Regions from separate parts of the Homo sapiens genome. Here region 2 is linked to region 1. A link is an interaction called in ENCODE POLR2A ChIA-PET data of the cell type or tissue named here. Cell type or tissue: OCI-LY7. All regions are shown on one strand. Links, peaks and the distances in the headings refer to the core of each region. The heading gives the core; the rest is flanking DNA.

Evidence for each region. Peaks named below come from ENCODE experiments on the same cell type or tissue, not always from the same donor. Only the 100,000 strongest peaks of a DNase experiment are listed, where the experiment ranks them.
Region 2: POLR2A ChIA-PET joins it to region 1 with 5 read pairs; 2 of 35 experiments call an interaction of 5 or more read pairs at or near these places.

What each region holds. Positions count from the first base shown.
Region 1 is chr7:47,150,461-47,156,216 of GRCh38, reverse strand. No RefSeq gene overlaps it. Among named protein-coding and RNA genes, the nearest start is that of SNORD151, 310 kb to the left of the region's middle. In OCI-LY7, for the core only: no CTCF peak of the experiment used is centred there; DNase peaks (open chromatin) are centred at 1,476, 2,426 and 2,916; H3K4me3 peaks cover 4,883 bases; H3K27ac peaks cover 5,000 bases.
Region 2 is chr7:45,872,486-45,878,241 of GRCh38, reverse strand. It overlaps CCDC201 (coiled-coil domain containing 201), which reads left to right and starts at 5,160. Exons shown (of 3, transcript NM_001395235.1): 1 at 5,160-5,252. The coding sequence starts at 5,235. In OCI-LY7, for the core only: no CTCF peak of the experiment used is centred there; no DNase peak of the experiment used is centred there.

The DNA of each region.
Region 1 (5,756 bases), core at 409-5,408:
CAAAGTATTGTTCCTGGGTGTGTCTATGAGGGTGTTGCCAAAGGAGATTAACATTTGAGTCAGTGGACTGGGAGAGGCAGACCCACCCTCAATCTGGGTGGGCGCCGTCTAATCAGATACCAGCGTGGCTAAAGCAGGCAGAAGAAGGTGGAAGGAGTGAACTTGCTGAGTCTTCCAGCCTTCATCTCTTTCCTGTGCTGGATGCTTCCTGCCTCCAAACATCTGACTCCAAGTTCCTCGGCTTTTGGACTCTTGGACTTACACTGTGGTTTGCCAGGGGCTCCTGGGCCTTCACCCACAGACTGAAGGCTGCACTGTCGGTTTCCTTGCTTTTGAGGTTTTGGGACTTGCACTGTCTTCCTTGCTCCTCAGCTTGCAGATGGCCTATTGCAGTACTTCACCTTGTGATCATGTGAGTCAATACTCCTTAATTAACTCCCCTTCATATATACATCTATTCTATTAGTTTTGTTCCTCTAGAGAACCCTGACGAATACACTCTGTATTACTTAAGCCTAGTTCTAATGTTTGCTTTGTCTCATAAGAAGTGTTTTTTCATGCCTTTATCATGCTTTGTCATTTTTGTTGTTGTTAGAAGGTAAATCAGAAGTGAGGTCAACAAGATGAATCCCACTGTTATGTTGCTAGAGCCCTTCTGGTGTGGGGTTAAGATATGCCCCTGGCATTTTAAATTTGGTAAAACCCTAGAAACTGAAGATAAAAAAGAGAAGACCAGCTCTGCATTGGTGAAGTCGAATGGAAAAATGAAGAAGCACCAGACAAGTGTCTGTATGGGGGATTGGGAGCCAAAATCTGCCCAGCACCTCCGGTCCTAATGCTGTGCTCTGCCCTTTGATTTTTCTAAAGCTCATGCTCATGAACTCAAATAGTAAAATAATTGTGAATTGAGAGAACTGCTTCTCCGATATCCTGATATTTTTTTAAAAGTGTCTGTTTATGTTGTAGATATGAATTTACATATATATAAATTTAGGTGTGCAAGAAATGTAACTTTATTTTTTGGTACCTGATCACAATTTCTATGTTGAGTTCCTTAATTTCTGAAACCTAATGCTTGATAACTCTGGATGACCTCACTCTCTCCTTTATTTCTCAGAGGATGCCCGAGGTTTAATGGCTTGTGATTTTTGCAGTGCTTCTCTGGGCTGGTAGCCACTGAGCCATCCTTAATTCTGCCTGTTATTTAGTTGTTGGCATGCATTTTCACAACTATGTTCTTCAGTGATCTCATCCTCAGTTTTAATTATCTCTGCATCTGACTAATCTTCTTTATAGTTTCATGCTATTTGGGGGAGATGGGAAACTGATGTTTTTGCAGCAATCTGGGCTATAGGGAATTGTTGGATGGAGGTTGTCCCAGACGGTTCTAGCCTGCTGCTCCCTTGCCGGGCTTGAGGCTGCACTGCTTCCTGGGGCTTCAACAAGAGGGACATGTGAAGGTCTACTATGCCCTCAGGTTCCCCAGGCCTGTCTAGAATGTTCTCTTCTCACACTAGACCTGCCTTGGAGTGGACCTGGAGCTCAGACCTCAAGTCAGAGATGCTGCTGAATAATCAAGCTTCCTGTCCTTCCGCAATTCTCTGTTCCTCCCATGATTTGGGGGATTTTTTTTTTTTCTATTCTGAAGGATGGGGAAAGTTATCACATACTTGTTGACTTTTGAGATTTAAAAACCAAGAACTGGCTCTTTTATGTTCAGTGTTCTACCATCAAAATCTTTTCTTGGCAATCACCTTCACTTGAATGTCAAAAGGGGGTAATAAGGAAATATCAGGAAGGAAATGTGCTTTGGTTAATATGAAAAACATTTTTCCTCCAGATTTTTCAAGTGGATTGCTACAGCTCTAAAATAGTGGCTGCTGTTTCGACCTATGGATAATTAGAACATTAAAATGCACAGTGTGACATACAATCATGAGAACGAAGGACACAGAAGATTCAAATAAGCCATGCATGAAGAATGTGACTTAGATTGAAATGATGTTTTTGAATTTTTTTTAATGGGTCACTATTTTTATTCCTGAGATGGGGTGAGTGTGTGTGGAAAGTTGTTGTAAGTGGAGGGCAACAGAAATTCTGAGAAACGGTGAAACAGCCATAAAAATGAAGGGGAAAGTTTAGACCAAGGGAAAATCACTTGCTCTGAATTGTAAGTAATGTGGACTAGCAACTATCAGGAAAATGGTTAAAATAATAGTGGATTCCATTTCTGTGTACCTGCAGAGGCTCAGGTGCTCGAGCTGGCTTTTCATATAATGATTACAAAAATAACACGTGCTACCACTTTCCTGTGTGCCAGCCATTGGCTGAATGCTTCACATGGGTTAATTAATTTATTTTCACAGCCTGAGAGAGGTTAAATAAGTAACCAAACAGCACAGGTAGCTGGTGCAGCTGGCTTTAGCCCCAGGTCTGCCTGGCTCCAAGGCCTGCAGTAGTGGCCTGTGAGCTGCATTCCTGGCTGTTGTCATGGTGATGCAGATGAGCTACCTTGTATGCGGGACCCGTGCACAGGAACAGAGCTACCTCCCATGTGGCGCGTGTTTACCTGTATGTGTGGTTTTAACATATCTGCAAAGAGCATATCTGGGTTTTCAAGCAGGAGAGACTGTAAAACTATGTTTAAACAGTATGGGGCTGAGTAAAGCATCCTGTGATATATGTTCTCCAGAGGAGAGCAAATTGGTTGGCTGTTATTTTTATACTTTGACCTTGTGAGTTTTATTTTTAATTAATAATTTGACAAAATCTGAATAAGGATTTCCAAATTTTTAAGGGGAAAATTCTTTCCATTCCTGTTGTAGATTTCACTGACCATTAGTCTTTTAACTGCCCTATTTCATCCTGTTTACAATGAGCTGTTACGTAACAGATCAAAATGGCAGCGTTCCAAGAACTTAACTGCTACTCAAATGTCAGTTGGGGTACGTAGTGTTTGAAATATTTTTCACTTGCTGTTAATAGCTGTTATGTGGTTCCTGTGTCCAAATACTAAGTGCATTTGCTCATAGATGTTCGCATATAAAGAATGAGATCTGGGGATGCTGAAGTCGATGTCATACTATCATTAACAAATTTATGTTTTCATAACTTTGCTACTAAGCTTAAAGATGTGTTCCCTTCTTTTTATTCTCAGAACATTATGAAGCTTTTTAAAAATGGGAAACACATCATAGCATGTGAGGCAAAATTATACCCAGAATCTAATAAAATTAAAAAAGAGAGAGTTTAGTAAAGTGGGAAAAATAATGGTTTAACATCGGGGTTCCTGGATTCAAGATCTGTCAATGCCCAGCCATGCGATCTTCATTTTGGACATTTTAATTCTCTCTCCAGTTAAAAAATGAAGTTCAACTAGACAACCTATAATCAAGCTCCTAGTTTTAAGACTTAAAATTGTCTATAAAGAAATACACTGGGAGAAAGTAGAAAACACTTGACTCCTGGGTTTGAAAACCAGGCCTCTTATCTCTGAGCTGGGTAGCTTTGGGTGAGGTATATACTTGACTGTCCTCAAAGTTCATTAATAAAGTGGCAGAGTAGAGTGGGCAGGGGTTGAGCACCCTTTAGATGCTAAAATTGTAAAAGTATATAACTCTTCTATGGATATTCCATTTCTTTTTCTCAGATATGGAATTTCTTATTATGGAATTTTTTGAGATATGGAATTTAATTATAATATTATTGTTCATTATTATTATTATTATTTATTGTTTATTATTATTTAATATTAAATATGTGTTTATATTTCTATAAACTCCTGTTCATTTTAAACTCTAGATCAACCACGTGAGTCTCTTACACAGGAATGACACTATTCCTTTTAGTAGTTCGCATAATTTTAAATACTTGAGTTCCTATAATTTCACACATTTTAACTCCATGTTTTAACTCATGCACACTCAAATGTATGTGTGAGCACATACATGCATGCTTGTGCATGTGTGTGTGTTTGGCAATGAAAGAAATTTGGACATTTTTGTGGTGTGGGTCAAAAACAATTTTTATTGCTATACTTAAAACCAGAATCTAGTAAAACTCTCGGCATCTAAAAATGGATCTCTTGTTTTCCCTATACGACCAATAAGTAAGACCGATGAAGAGTTCCTGCTCTCTCAGGATTAGTAAAGGTAATGTGATGCTAATTTTTAAGATGGTCCATATGCCATAACAGAGTGTCATCGTAAACAGGAGGAAATACGGCAGTTAAAAGACTAATGGTCAGTGAAATCTACAACAGGAACGGAAAGAATTTTCCCCTTACAAATTTAGAAATCCTTACTCAGATTTTGTCAAATGTTTTGACTAAATGTTTATAAGCTTTAAATAAATACTAAGTATAGAGGCATAATACTGAATATCTGAAATATCTTTCTGAATTTTTTTCTTTTTAATATATGGGTTCAAGGAAAATTTCTTAGTAAATAAAAGTTGGAATAAATACGTTTGTCATTTATTATATACAGGTAGTAGCTGCTGTATTTTTCATAATCACTGTTAGCAGTTGTGGTTAAGCCCCTAAAATCATGTTTTTCTCTCTGAAAGGGGTTTTTAGGAATCAGTCACCCACTTTGTCAGTTCTGCCTGGCCTGATCTCCACGCCTCATGTTCCTTTTTGGGGTGATCCTGTGAGAAGCCTGGTGCTGGCAGGTCTGGGAATTCAGGAGGGCCTTGGAGTGTGTTCCCTACACACTTCACTGTGCTCTTCCACTCTGATCTATATAAGAGAGCAATTTAATGTGAATCTATTTTGAATAAAATAATTAAAGCAAATGTGTTTTGAGAGAAGTTCATTCATGCCAGCTGGAAACCGATAATATAAACACAAATATTTAGTGTGTGGCTTTCACTGTTCTAGGAGCTGAAGGCAGAAAATAATAAAATCACTGACCATATAGAGCTTACTTCTTAATAAAAATGATGGCACACTAGACAACTAAATCTAGACTATTTTAGAACCTTAACCTTAGATTATTCATGTTGATTCATGTGTTCTTTCATTTCTTAACTCATTCAACAAATATTACAAAGGATAACATAGCTCAGGGTAGGAACATTTAATTGGTAGGCAAAAGACGTAGAATTCTGCCCTGAATCAAATCACTTACTGTGTGTATTAGTGATTGACACATTCCTCACAAGCCTACTGTGACAATCTGGGCTGGGCTTGTCAGGGAGGTTCTTCTGCTCTTGTGGCTCTCTCATGTATGCCTGGTGGCTGGCTGGGTATTGGCTTATTTAATATGGCCCCATTGTAGACAAATGGCTCTTCCTCCAGCAAGCTAGACCAGGTATGTTTCATGGAGTGGGGGATTGATTGCAAATATGGGTTCTTTTCTCCAGCCTTTCCTGCATCCTAATCGTTTGCAATGTGACTGTGGAGTCCCTTTAATCAAGAGATTGAAAGAATTTCCCCGTTTCCAAAGTCTGAACATAGGATGTGAGGAAGTGATGCTGTGCAACCCTTGAGCACTAGGCATTAAGAGGCTGTGCACGTGTTTGTGGTATCCCTTGCTTCTCTGCTTTGACCAGCTGTCTTTGCTGGGCCCAGACATGTGTGAGAGCCCAGCCCAGATCAGTAAAGCCACACATCCAATCTCTAGTCAACTCACAATTGATAATAGGGAGATTTGAAAATATGAAAAAGCAGAATATAAAATGGGATATATATTATAACAACCCTTTGTTTTTTACAAAAATTCTCTTGTATACAAGAGAATACACAAACATGGAAA
Region 2 (5,756 bases), core at 357-5,356, 1.3 Mb after region 1:
CTGTGCACCTGGAAAAGCTGCAGGCACTCAATGCCAGCCTCTGAAAGAAGCTGATGGGGCTGAACCCTGCAGTCCCACAGGGGAAGAGATGCCAAGGCCTTGGGAGAACACCCCTTGCATCACTGTGGCCTGGATGTGAAGTCAAAGGAGATTGTTTTGGAGCTTTAAGATTTAATGACTGCCCTGCTGGGTTTCAGACTTGCATGGGGCCTGAAGTCCCAATTTCTCCCTTTTGAAATGGGGGCATTTTCCAATGCCTGTACCCCCATTGTATCTTGGAAGTAATTAACTTATTTTGGTTTTACAGGCCCAAGGTGAAAGGGACTTTCTTTGTCTCAGATGAGATTTTGGACCTGGACTTTTGAGTTAATGCTGTAATGAGTTAAGACTCTGGGGGACTATTGAGAAGAAATGATTGTATTTTGCAATGTGAGAAGGGCATGAGATTTCACAGGGGCCAGGAGCAGAATGACACGGTTTGGCTCTGTGTCCCCACCCAAATCTCCTGTTGAATTGTAATTCCCAATGCTGAAGGAGGGTCCTGATGGGAGGTGATTGGATCATGGGAGTGGTTTCTAATGGTTTAGCACCATCCCCTACTACTGCTTGTTTGAAAGTGTATAGCACCTCCTCTTCCTCTCTCTCTCCTGCTCCACCATGTGAAGGTAGTGCTTGCTTCCCCTTTGCCTTCTGCTGTGATTGTAAGTTTCCTGAGATGACCTCAGAAGCAGAATCCTGTACAGCTTTCAGAAACGTGAGCTGATGAAACCTCTTTTCTTAAAAATTACCCAGTTTCAGGTATTTCTTTATAACAGTGTGAGAACAGACTAACACAATAGTTTTCCCTGCCTTGTGGTGCTTTACAAAGAGTACTGACCACTTATTTACATCCTGGGGTCAAAAGAAACCTAGAGCACACTGGTTGTGTAGAAAACAACATGTTATCTGTTGTGGTGGAGTTTCCACAAAAATATATTCAATGGAAATGGAAATGGGGGCAGAGAAGGGAAATGCAGGTGGAAAATCATGACTGTAACAATGTGGGTAGAAGATGTAGAGAGAGAAGGTGCTAAAAGTTGTTGAGTTTACCACATGCCACACACTGTCTTGAGGATTTTCTACACCTTATCACAAGACCCAGTGAGGGGCTCTCATCGTCCAGGGCTATGTGTCCCCTCCAAGGCCCATGTCAGCAAGATGACAAGAGCTGGGCTCTGAACCTCATCCTGCCACCACTTCCACAAGCACTGTATGTAACCCTAATGGGGTTTCAACATGGCTGACTAGCAGCCATACCCAAACTGGCAGCTTGGACTTCGATCGCATCTGAATTCAGAGCCTGTGTGTCCTGCGCAGTGAGAGGTTTGGGATTCTGTGCTGCAGAGCTTTCCTGGGACCCAGTGAAAAGAATGTGTCAGGCTCTAGGCTTGGACCCAGGAGCTTGCAGGCACATGCATGGCTTCTCCCCTGGCTGCTGCCCAGTGATGGCCATGACAGCACCTGACGGCTGCCACCCAGTGCCAGGCTAACACCACTGTGTGGAAACACACTTTGATTTCCCAATTATATTATTCACAGACACAAACAAAATATCCTTACACTGCCCAAACCAGTGTACCTATGTGCCAGGAGGTCACAGAGACCTGAGATTCAGGAGGTTGGGGCAACCCTTAAGTCAAGAGGTCAGGGCAACCCTAGAGTGAGGAGGCAACTCTGGGGACCTGGAAGTCAGAAAGCCCTGGGGGTGGCCTGGCCAGCTTTGTGCTGTATTTTGGGACATGAGATGGGGTCCAGGCTAGGTCCTTGGCAGCTCTGTGATCTTGGGCAAGTAGCCTGATAGCTCTGTGCCTCAGTTTTCCCATTGGCAAATGGAATAGCACCTGCCACATCAGATTTTTCTGTATCAGTCCTTGTGATAGAAAATAATTACACTATAGGAGGTCAGGGTTCCTCACCAGGTAAGAGGGTTGTCATGGTAGTCATTTGAGTTACTGTTTTCTTCCTTGTGCTCAAGAGGGCCCTCTGGGAAAGTCATTGTGGTTTCTTCGTCCTCTACAAGATTCAACATGGCCTCACCCTGATGGCTCTCTGATGCTGTCTGCCCCTCTCTCCTGCCCTCTGACCCCTTCTAACCAGGACACACTCTGCTGTCCTCTTGACTCCCCAGCATACTCTCCCAGTTTTAAGGTCTGACCCTTAATTCCATCAGCAAAGTCTCTTTTCCCATGTGACAGAACAGATTCACAGGTTCAGGGGAATAGGGCGTGGTCATCTCTGCAGGCCACTATTCTGGGGCCAAGTGGTACTTCTGACAAATACTTGTCATGTGCATCTGTTTCATCCTTGCCTGGAACTGTTAAGGTCTTATGACAGGGAACTTAGACTTTTGTGCTTTCAAAAGTAATTCAAGACTCCAGTCTAAGAACAAACCACTCTGTCCTCAGTCACGCCCAGGTGGCACATAGTGCAGGGAAGAGAGACCTGAGCAGGAACTGGGAACCGGGACCAAGCAGCCCCCGCTGCTTCACTCCAGTATTCTGCACAAGCCTCTCCCTTCTGCTGCCCTCAGTTTCCCCATCTGGAAAATGAATTGACGGTGCTAAGGGAGCTTTACCTTCAAACACTCTTATTCATTAGGTGTTGTTTTTAGAAAAAATGCGAAACAATTAAGTGATGTTAAAGTTTATCCACCATCCTGCCATCTGGATGTCACAAACGCTACCATTTCTGTGTGTCTCTTTTTGGATATGTGTGTACATATGTGCCTGTGTTAATTTTGTTCTTTTTTTTTTTTTTTTTTTTGACTGAAGCCTCCTCCTCCCGGGTTCAAGCAATTCTCGTATCTCCGCCTCCCAAGTAGCTGGGACTACAAGTGCACACCACCATGCCTGGCTAATTTTTGTATTTTCAGTAGAGATGGGGTTTCACCATTTTAGACAGGCTGGTCTTGAACTCCTGACCTTAGGTGATCCACTTGTCTCAGCCTCCCAAAGTGCTGGGATTACAGGCGTGAGCCACTGTTCCCAACCCTGTGTCATTTTTAAAATGAGATCACACTATACTGTCTATTCTATAGCTTTTTTCTCCTTTAATATATCACAAACATCTTCTCTGTAGTGTGTGTATGCACACATGTGTACATCCATGCACATACACATGTTCATACTCACATACTGGCTGCAAAGTATTCCTTCCCTCAGACTCATTCTAATTTATTTCATCAGTGTCCTTTTCCTGGCTTTGCACACTGCATCTACTTGGGCTTTTAAAGATAACACTCCATGGCTACCAGTAACAGGAAATAAGGAATGACTCAGTTTGATTATCTCCTGACATACTCATACAAGTGGAATTGCTGGTTCAAGGCCATCCATACTTTTAAGTGTATCATACATTCACACCAACTTGCACTCCAGAAAGGCTGTACCCCTAGAGCCCCACCCCCAGGGTAGAAGAATTTCGAGCCACTCTCAGCACTTGAACCTGGAGCCAGTCACCCGGCTGTGTTGCTCTGCGCCAACCAGGGCAAGTTGGGATGGCTCTCTGACAAACCCTTTCTAGTGCTCTCTGAAGCCTCAGGAAGAACCCAGGATTCAGGGATCTCAACCTCTCTTGCCACTGAGTGTTCTGAAAGCGGACAGTCAGAGGGTGAGGGTGAGCATTCACCGCAGGCCTCAGCTCTGCGTGCTGTACACAGGCCTGGGTGCTGAGAGCCGCTTAGCTCTGCAGCCGTGCCTCCTCATTTAGGTTCCTATGTGCAGATGTTTCAGAGCTGGGAAAGCCCTCACATAGCACTTCATTTTACAGAGAAAGGAGAGAGCCAGTGACAGCATTCATTCACCAAAATCACATGGCAACTTAGTGGCAAAGTTCAGAAAAACAATACAGAGTAGCAAGGGATAAAAAGCACTTATTTTGGAGTCAGACAGTCCTGGGTTCTTGTCTTGGTTCTGCTAAATACCACTAGGTAAACTCCAGCAATTTGCCCCACAACTATGGGCTGTCTTTCCCTTATTAAAACAGGCTTACTGGCCGTGCATGGTGGCTCACACCTGTAATCCTGGCACTTTGGGAGGCCAGGCGGGCAGATCACGCAGAGTTCGAGACCAGCCTGGGCAACATGGCAAAGCCTGTCTCTACAAAAAAGTACCAAAATTAGCCAGGCATGGTGGCATGCACCTGTAGTCCCAGCTACTTGGGAGGCAGAAGCAGAAGGATCCTTTGACCCCAGGAGGCAGAAGTTACAGTAAGCCAAGATCACATTGCACTCTAGCCTGGGTTACAGAGCAAGATTCTGTCTGAAAAAAAAAAAAAAAAAAAAGTAAGTAAATGAATAATAAAATAAAATAGGCACACTAAAAACTTTGCTTTGGGGTTGTTAGAAAACTGAGATTATGTCTAAGAACAAACTACCACAGATCATTCTAGTCGTTACTAGCTTCTGAATTGCTCTTTTTAGTTTCATTCCCCAAAAAAGTTAAGGCATGGTTAGAGATTACTATTAGTATAGATCAGCTTTAGTATAGATTGGTAAAGATTAATTTACCATTACTCTGTGGCACGTGTTGCCTTTCATTCGTGCAGTGGTTCCTAAGTGGACCTGCAGCAGAGCAACACCTGGGAGTCGTTAGGTGATACCAATCACGGGTCCCTGCCCAGGCCTGCCCAATCAGGAACTGGGGCTGGCCCAGCGCTCTGGGCTCTAACAAGCCCTCCAGGAGGTTCTGAGCAGCTCAAGTTTCAGAAGCACTCAATGAAGGACTGACTGGTAAGGAGTCTTCTGCAGAGAAACATACCTTGTAGTCCAGTGGTTGTGGGTCCTCTTTTCTTGACATGGAAACGTGTTTTTTTTTTTTTCCAGTTGCCTTGTGGATTGAGTTGGGGTGGTAATCTCCTTTCCCGTAGGTGGTTATGATGCACATCAAACAGTATTTGGCACAGGTGGCTTGTTGCTGGGGGGTGGGGGGGTGGGGCGCAAGTGCCCAGCCAGCCTTCACTTCCCACAGGCTCAGGTGCACACAACAGAAACCAACAAGGGGAAGACCTAGAGGGCGAGGGAAACCTGCCCCACACCTGTGCAATGGCGTGGCCGTCAGGCTAACTCTGGCTCGGGTGGGCTCCTGCATACCTACCTGGGCCTAAGTGGGGACACAGCAGGTATTTCTTGGTGCTGAGGGCCACAGGGTGGGCGCTGCAACTGCCCACTTGGAAGCCAGCCCCAGAGGCAAAGCAGGATGGAGCCTGGGGTGCAGGTAGGTGGGGAGGGGTGCAGCCTGGGAATGAGATCTAGCTGAATACAGTAAGAGGTGGCGGGTGGGTAGGAAGGAAGGGCCCTCAAGGCTGCCCGAGCAAGAGGTTGGTTGAGGACTGGCCTTAGGCCTGGCCCTGTCCTGAGCTGGCACAAAGCTGTGGCCTGGTCCTGGTGGCCTGTGGGTTGGGCAGGCCGGGCACTAACACCCTGGGGTCCTCGGGAGCCTTGCCCAGAGTCTCCTCTTGATGCCCACGACATGGCCTGCAGGAGAGATCTTCTGCCAGAGCCCTTGGGCTTCCACATCTCATCAGCCTGGGCTCTGAGGCCCCAGGTGTGTCCCAGGCCCTCCAGATTCCCCAGAGCCCACGCACAATCTCAGTGACATCAGGTGGGGTCAGACATTGTCCTGAGACACTGGGCATTGGTCCTCCTCCATCTCCTCCCCTGGCCTGTCTCATGAGGCCTTTGGAACCTCAGCATTAAGAACCACCTTAGCCACAGCCCT